Linked DNA regions of Homo sapiens: region 2 is linked to region 1. The links are chromatin contacts, found by Hi-C or POLR2A ChIA-PET in ENCODE. All regions are on one chromosome and are shown on one strand. Each heading gives the region's core, a stretch centred on a gene start or an enhancer-like site at or near the end of the contact. The rest is flanking DNA. Distances are from core to core; before and after follow the strand shown. Region 1 holds the start of UBE2K (ubiquitin conjugating enzyme E2 K). Region 2 overlaps N4BP2 (NEDD4 binding protein 2).

Evidence for each region. Hi-C counts contacts between places; a loop is a spot of excess contacts on that map. ChIA-PET counts read pairs that join two places held with the same protein, here RNA polymerase II (POLR2A). Pooled maps may share reads with other maps.
Region 2: a loop to region 1 is called in a map of naive thymus-derived CD4-positive, alpha-beta T cell, with 4 times the contacts of the local background. The contact joins the enhancer-like site here to the promoter of UBE2K in region 1. A Hi-C loop is called at or near these places in 1 of 168 maps with a recorded cell type or tissue (naive thymus-derived CD4-positive, alpha-beta T cell) and 6 of 50 pooled maps. POLR2A ChIA-PET finds 5 or more read pairs at or near these places in 1 of 52 experiments (activated CD8-positive, alpha-beta memory T cell).

Annotation. Positions count from the first base shown.
Region 1 is chr4:39,695,765-39,700,055 of GRCh38, reverse strand. UBE2K (ubiquitin conjugating enzyme E2 K) reads right to left here and starts at 1,920. Exons shown (of 7, transcript NM_005339.5): 1 at 1,666-1,920. The coding sequence starts at 1,728. RefSeq lists a silencer at 1,937-2,226 and an enhancer at 2,307-2,366.
Region 2 is chr4:40,119,295-40,123,375 of GRCh38, reverse strand. N4BP2 (NEDD4 binding protein 2) reads right to left here. Exons shown (of 18, transcript NM_018177.6): 9 at 1,067-3,444; 10 at 164-249. Among named protein-coding and RNA genes, the nearest start is that of N4BP2, 64 kb to the right of the region's middle. Within about 2 kb of position 1,680, at least 4 of the 41 ENCODE cell types and tissues checked have a DNase peak (open chromatin) inside an H3K27ac peak, as active enhancers do.

The DNA of each region.
Region 1 (4,291 bases), core at 671-3,170:
ACAAGAAATGTTTTCAGTTGTTGGCAACAACAACTGCTTTCATTAGGAGTATATATGTCAACTAACCTGGAATACATTTTCATATTAAATAAGTTAAAATTGCTGTTTCATTGTATCAGTACAGACACTTATGACTCTATTTCTGCATTGTACCACAAAATACAAAGTCATCCTTCCATTCAGAGTTTTGGCATATGAACAAACATAGAGGTCAGAGTTCATACACATGCTCTGTAAAACCGACCATGACTTATATACTACTTTCAATAAGTCTGTTGTCATTTTTGAATTTTAAATAATTTTTTCTCCATGTATACTCATCACATACTTAGAATGCTGAATTTCACAAATTATTATTGACACTATTAAAGTACTAACTGTAAAAGAAAAACACAAATAGCAATGATATATTCAATAATGGTATGTGAATCTTGAAAATAATCATTTTCTGTATTACTTTTTGTTTAATTCATGTGGGGAAGACAATCTGGCATTCTTGTTGATCTTGGTATGAGAAACTGTACTAATACTTGCATAATTTTGAGTCAAATTACTAGAGCACTGTGAATATCTTACATAAATAAACGTAGTACAAATGTATCTAAATTCTGCAGGACTTAAGAGCAACGGGAGGCAACTTTTTTGAAAATCTGTTAAGTCGTGATAAATCTCAATAAGGAGATGAAACAATGTATTAATCTGGTGAAATTTCACATTTTTAATAGGTCTGCTTTTCAAAAGTAAGAATCAAGTTAACTATGAGGGACATCATAATGAAGTTTCGTGGCACAACACGAGTCACAGAGGCACTGTCTTAAGACAGTCTCTCTGATCTGTAACTTGTAAACAATATTTTGAAATAAGCTACTCATACATTCCATTATTTGTTTCCTAACTAAAAATATTTACATGTCTTTAATACACCAAACACCTTGCCTTTGCCCACTCAAAAGATTGAGATGTCAATAAAGATGAGGCCTAGGAATTTGGGGGTTAAGTGGAAAAGAGATAATTATCTTATTTGGAATTAACTTGCTAACTCAGGTGAAAATTCCCTTACCCCTGCCACCAAATAAGACAGTATTCTATTATGTCTCCCTTTGACTCCTAACACCCAACTAAGAAGGACTAACTCTGAATGTCCTTCCTTTTTAATCAATACCTAAGGACTCACTGCTCCTTCCCCAAGAAAAGAACAGTGAAGGCCTGACAGGCAATAACCCCGAATACCCTCAAAAGTGTGGGCCTTCGAGCAGCACTGCTCTTGGGATCCAGTTACCACCTTTCCCCTTCCCCCAACCCACTTCCCGGGTTTTCTCAGGCTCGGCCTGCTCCCTCCCCACCCCACAGCCACATTTCCAGCTGCGGCCACCGCCTCGGGTTCTCTTGTGAGCTTCCATCCCTCCGAGGAGTTGCCCCCTGTCCATCACCTCCCCAAACCATGTTCCACCCCAGACCACCCGCCCGCGAGACCGTCCATCCTAGCGCTCTGGGAGGGGAGGGGAAGGCGGCGGAAGGAGGAGGGGAACACTGCTGCTTCCTCACAGGCAGAAGGGCGGCCGCAAGGAGGACCACCCAGGGACTACCGGGGATATCGGGGTCGCAGCTGGGAGGACCCTCCCGCCCCAGGCAGAGGTGGGGGATATCCGGGAGTTCATTTCTGACCTCCTCGCTCTTCAGCACCTCCTTGAACTCCCGCTTGATTCGCTGCACCGCGATGTTGGCCATGTCTCCGCCCGCAGCTGATTCGTACCCGCCTCCTCCGCCACCGCTACGACCACCGCCACCGCCGCCACCTCTTCCTCCACCGCCTCCTCCCTCGGCGATTCAGACCTGAGCACACGAACACTGCCACTACCACCCCGGCCGCCGCGCTCGCCTCAGTGTGGAATCACCTCCGCGCCCGGCCACCAAAATGGCGCCGGGTCGGCGCATGCGCACGACGTTGACCCGGCCGGGCGGCGCAGCCGCTCCCGTTGGAGCCCCCATACGCCCGAGCCACGAGCTCGCGTCTCGGCTGGGGCTGCGGCCGCGTGGCTCCGCCCTGCCGGCGTCTGGGGCCGCGAGGGTGCGGCTTCCAAGCTGGCCGGCCCTAGCCGGCCCCCCCGGCCCTTCCCGGCGCCTCCGCTCCTGTTTAAACCCGGGTGCTGTGGTCTGGGCTTCCAGCGCTGGCCTCTGACCGAAGGTTCGGGCGCAACCGAACGGGTTTCCGACGCCGCACTCGGCTGGAACGCCGCCCTGACTCAGCTAGACCCGGAACCCGGAGGCTGAACGCCGTGTCTAGCGCAGGAAAACGCTCTCCCGGATCTCGGTCCGGCCCATTTTCAGTTGGTGTAGCCCCAGAAAATCTACTGCAGTCGTTTTTGTTCTGCAACATTTATAGTACCACGATTATTCCCATCATCTCAGGTAGCACAGATTATTGAATTAAGGCTGGTTATTGTTGGATCAGATTGGGTTTGAGACAGGTACTCGGTGGAGAGGCCTGAGGGTGGGTTTAGAAGCCAGATGTTGCTCTTTGACCTATTTAATACCGAGCTTGACACACACACACAATCTCTCTCTCTCTCTCTCTCTCTCTCTCACACACACACACACACACACACACACACACTCCTATGCCCATCCCTAGAGTGTAGGGTGGGCCTAAGACTGCGCTTCTAACAAGTCTCCCAGTTGCTGCTGCTGTTGGTGCTGGTTCCGGGACCACATTATGAGAACCACTGAACTGAATGAAGCATGTGAAAATTCACATATATTAAAGTGAAAATTGGAGAAATGGAAACAATTACAGTACCCTTCAGGGGACTCGGGGTGGGGGAGGGGGAGCCTTATTTCTGTAAACCTAGGCCTCAAAGGTGCCTGGTGATAGTAGGCACTCAATAAATATTGAATGAGTAAATGAGTACAGATAAGACTAAAACGTTTTTGCTGGCGCGGCGGATCGCTTGAGGTCAGGAGTCCGAGACCAGTCTGGCCAACATGGTGAAACCCCATCTCTACTAAAAATACAAAAATCAGCCAGGTGTGGTGGCAGGCACCTGTAATCCCAGCTATTCTGGAGGCTGAGGCAGGAACATCGCTTGAACCTGGGGGTCGGAGGTTGCAGTGAGCGAGATCGCGCCACTGCACTCCAGCCTGGGCCACAGTGCAAGATTCTGTCTCAAACAAAACAAAACAAAACAAAAAGTATAAAATATTTTAAGTGGAAAGTAAGTTTGAAAGTGGTTTCTGGGCCAGGTGCGGTGGCTCACGCCTGTAATCCCAGCACTTTGGGAGGCGGAGGCGGGCGGATCACGAGGTCAGGAGATCAAGACCATCCTGGCTAACACGGTGAAACCCCGTCTCTACTAAAAAAATATAAAAAAAATAGCTGGGCGTGGTGGCGGGCGCCTGTAGTCCCAGCTACTCGGGAGGCTGAGGCAGGAGAATGGCGTGAACCCGGGAGGCGGAGCTTGCAGCGAGCGAGATTGCGCCACTGCACTCCAGTCTGGGCAACGGAGCGAGACTCCGTCTCAAAAAAAAACAAAAAACAAACAAACAAAAGAAAGTGGTTTCTGGTCGGGCGCGGTGGCTCACGCCTGTAATCCCAGCACTTTGGAAGGCCGAGGGGGAGCAGATCACTTGAGCCCAGGAGTTTGAGACCAACCTGGGCCCTATGGTGAAATCCTGTCTCTAAAGATAATAATTTTTAAAAAAGAAAGTGGTTTCTAAGGTGCATAGTAATAATGGTTTGGTACTGAGAAGCATTTTGAATAGAACATTTTGGAATAAGTAATAAGGGTGTCATTTCAGAAGTTTATACTTCATGCACTTTCTTCACCTAGCCAATCAGTAAAATATCTATTATAAAAATATCACAAATACATGGTTTTACCAAAAGTAATTAAAATTGTGGTGGCAAACATGGAAATAGCCAATGGAGGCGAATCAGTGGGGGCACAAGGCAAAAGAGAATTTCTTAAACTCCCGCCCCAGGAACCAAGAGGAGATTTTAAAATTCCAGTTCTCTCCCATGGCAGTTCTCTTGCCAGCTTTTATTTCCTCATCTACGAAACGAGAAAACTGGATTAGATTATCTCTCTCAAGTTTTAAGAGTTCAGAATTCGAAAATATCATCTCAAAACATTTCCCCTAAGTGGGCTGACATAAATTATATAAACCCTTCTAGCAGAGCCCCCTAGTGGTCCTAAGAGGACTCAACCATATACGTAGGTCATGGTACAAGGAATTATTGGTGTAATGTAAATCACGCAATGCTATATGTATTTGTGCCAGTAGACTTAAAAAA
Region 2 (4,081 bases), core at 431-2,930, 420 kb before region 1:
TGGTACAAGTTCATTCTCTCTCAAAGTCAAAATTCAATAGAACTCTTCCATCTCAAAGCCAAAATTCAATAGAACTCCTTAATATTATGTGGTAGATTTCACTGAAATTCAAAGGTTCAAAATGGACAAAAAAGGAGCTCTTTATAAAAAGAAGCCTACCAACCATTACAGATTCTTTCCATTTCTCATGAATCACTTTCGCCAGATTCAGATCTATATGAACCACACAATCTTCAACTGTTAGAGACCCTTGTGGGGGAAGGGGGAGGGAAGAAAATGTAATCATTACTCATTATATATTTGCAGAAAACATACTAAACCACCTTATGCATCACAAAACTAACTTGTACTATTAATTCCTAACTTATGCTTCTATTTACTAAATCTTAGAGTATTTCTATTTATGTTATATGCTATGTTACTGTCTTCACACTTCTTGACTACTGCAGTTATACAAAGCTTCACAGTAAATCTAAGTTATTCCTTTCCATGAGTCTAAATATGTTTACTTTATTCATTTCTATTAGTCAAGACTTTTCAATAAATATGTTCTAAAAAATTAATCTTGTCTTAAATGTATCTGGAGTAGCACCAAAGGATTTTAAAAGGTTCATCCGTACAATTAAGTGTGAAGTAAATACCAGAGAAAACGTTCAAACTATGTATGGGATAAATACAAACTCCATATAAATATTCTCTATTTCTTCCTATTGTATTTTTTAAAGTCCTCCAGAAATGTGTCAAAAATAAGGCACTATGTGAAGTTAGGCAACATAAAATTACTTTTGCATTTCAGTTAACATAGAATATAATTTTACAATCAAAATAGAACTCTCTAGCCAGGTACGGTGGCACATGCCTATAATCCCAGCTACTCTGGAGGCTGAGGCAGGAGAATCACTTGAACCTGGGAGGCAGAGGTTGCAGTGAGCCAAGATTGAGGCACTGCACTCCAGCCTGGGCAACAGAGCGAGACTCCATCTCAGAAAAAAAAAAAATACAAAATAGAACCCTCTGTAGTCTAGTCACACAAAGACACACACATGGTCATTTACTTTTTCCTTACCTGAATCAATACCAACAGGACCAAATAATTCATTAAGTTGAAAAGCCAGTTCAGGGGGTAATGCCAATTCCAGACAGTCTATGGTCAGAGATTTGGCCATCGCTGGAGTGGGATTCAATATCTCGGTTTTATCTTCCCCACTAACTCCAGCTGATAAACTACTTCCTGCCATTAGAATTTCCTTCATTTCCTTCTCATCTTCATTCATAAATTCTTCTTCATCTGAAAATTTCACATAATCCTTTGGAAAATTTTCATTTCTCTTTATTTCAAGAGAATCAGTAAAATAAATTTCTTCATTTAATTCAAGATTTGAAGTACTAGATACAAAGTTAAAAATATCAGAGAAATGTGAAGGAGAATGTATGTTGTCTCCAGTCTCTGTGACTACTAGGTTTTTTTCTGTTTCACTCATATCTTTAGGAGTAGTAGCTTTTAGAATACCTGGAAAGGACTGCTTACTGCTATATAAAAGTTCTTCCTGGCTGTTAGGAAGTATGTCATTATTATTCTTTAGACCCACAGCAGCACTGGGAAATATACTTGTCATCGATTCATGGTTTTCAGGAGTGACAGCTCTCATTTCCGCCTGCTCTGAGTTTCCTCTTTCTGCATCACAAGTAGACTGTGAGTCAGCGTTACTAATACCAATCCCATGGCTAAACTCTGGCACAGGAGAATTAGAATTCTCTAAAGTTCCTCTTTGGCTAATAATTTCTTTCAAATTCAACCCCAGAGAAAAAGGCCCAATTTGTGATCCATCACACGATTTTTGGAAATTCTCAAACTCTGTATCCTCACATAACTTAGTTTCAGAATCCAACAAAAGGCTTGTGGCCCAAATAATATCTTTATTGCACCTCTCATATAAGTCTTTCAGGGCTTCTAATGAAAAGGATCCAAACAGTTTACAAAGAATGTTAAGATTTTCAGATTCATCTGCACTGGTAAGCTCACTTTCTTCAACAAACGTGCTTTTATCATACATTACTCTATATGGAATTGCTTCTTGAACGTCTGATTTTGTGTTAATATTGAAAACTTTCGGCTTAAATCCATCTAATCTTCCTGTTAATACTTTGATAGAATCTGAAATGCTAATTTTATTCTTTTCTATTTTCCATAAAAGAGCAAAATCCTGTGGTTCAGTCTGGGTGCACATGCCTACTTCTTTTCCAGGGTCTCTCTTAGGCATTTGCTCTTGACATTCAGCTAACGTTTGTGGTTCTACTACTCCAGAAACAGTTGGTGCACTATTGGTAAAAGTAAGAGGCAACGATGTGTGTTGCCCATGACTCTTTTTACTTAGACAAGTCTGACTCTCACAGGTCATTTCACTGAGCAGCATTTCAGAACTTCCTAGATTGGAGCTACCCAATGTCTTTAGTTTTTGAGAGCTTGTGCCCCAACAGGCCTCATGTGCTGTAGATAAGGATATTTCATTCATTTTGTCATTTGTTCCAATTTCTAGGTTGGGCTCACTTAAACCAGTCTTTGGCATTCTTGATCTGTGTTCCCTCTGAGCTAAAGAATCAGATGAAGGCCAGTCACCCATAATGTTGAATGAGTTTTTGTCAATATTTTTATAAGCATCATATTTATAGCTATTGAGTGGCTCTGAAGCATCATCACACTGTGACTTTCTGCCATCCTCTACACTTTCATGTGGAGATCCTCGTTGCTGGACACAATCTGTATTCACAGATACACTGTTAACTAATTTGTGTGACTGAGGGTAATTATACTTTTTGTCGCTTTGTACGGATGAAGTTTTTTCAGTTTTTCTGTTCCTTTTTGTCCTCTGACCAATAGTCTTATCAACTGGCCAGTCACCAACAAAATTTGATAGCTCATGTCTTGGGAACTTTTCCAAAGTCGATTTGCTTTTTTGTTTCCCAAAGGCTTTTTTCGTTACTGTTGCTCTTTCTTCCACTATTTCACCAGGTGAGGATTTTTCATTTTGAAGTGGTCCACTATTTGCAAGATCACAGTCTTCTTGATTATTTTCACTACAGCAAGTACTAGGTGATACTCTCTCCATAGAACTATCTGTGTCAGTTTTACTATACCCTTTTACAGCCACCATTTCTATTTGCTCGTTTTCACTTTTGTCTGTTGCCTGTAGTTTGCTTTCAGAGTCAGAAAAATACATGTGTGGAGTTTCCAGAATTAAAGCACTTTGAATGCTAGGATTCATATCACTTATTTCTTTTCTTCTTTTGTTTAAATCTGCATTAGAGAGATATGCAACATTCTCAGGTAACATTGTTTCTTTGGTTACATCAAGATTCTTCTCTTCAGTGAACTCTAGATGCTTCAAAGATAAAGATAAAATATTTTCTTCTTTTTCAGAGATAATATCTTCATCGTCTCTTGGGCTGTAAGATTATTTTAAAGAGTATCATGAGAAAGTCTCTTAATGCTGCCATCAATACTATGATTTAAAGAAGCATTAATTGACAGGGCACTTAACAGTTATTCTGAAAATTTTATAAATAAATTACATTAAAATTATAAAAGCTAATTCTGATCTTTCTCTAATACCCTATGAACACATTACATTGTTGTAACCCCATTACCTAGCATGATGCTTGGCATATATGAAGCACTCAAACTTTTTTTTTAATTGAATAGTACATATGAGATTTTCAGTTTAGGTGTTAATTATGCATTAAAGTTAAAGCTCTGAATTTGTTCCCAGGAGAGGACACCACTTTTCTAGCTTCTTTCTGACCTTAGTTTTACATAGCTAAGCATATGTAAAATAGGTCTGATACCGAGGAAGCTTCATTTACAAAGTCACAAAGGGCCAACCAACGCTATTTGCCCGATTAAGAGAAATTAGAAAAAAAGAGCTTTCATTTGAAATGTCATTTGGTAAGATTTTTTAAAGCCATACTTAATGTTAATTTCAGACTCAGAGCACTTGTGCAAATCATTATACTCTCAACTTTAGTTAATTTTTCTCGATTAAATTTGTCAATGCATTTCCTCTTTTTTTTAACTTCAGGAGTG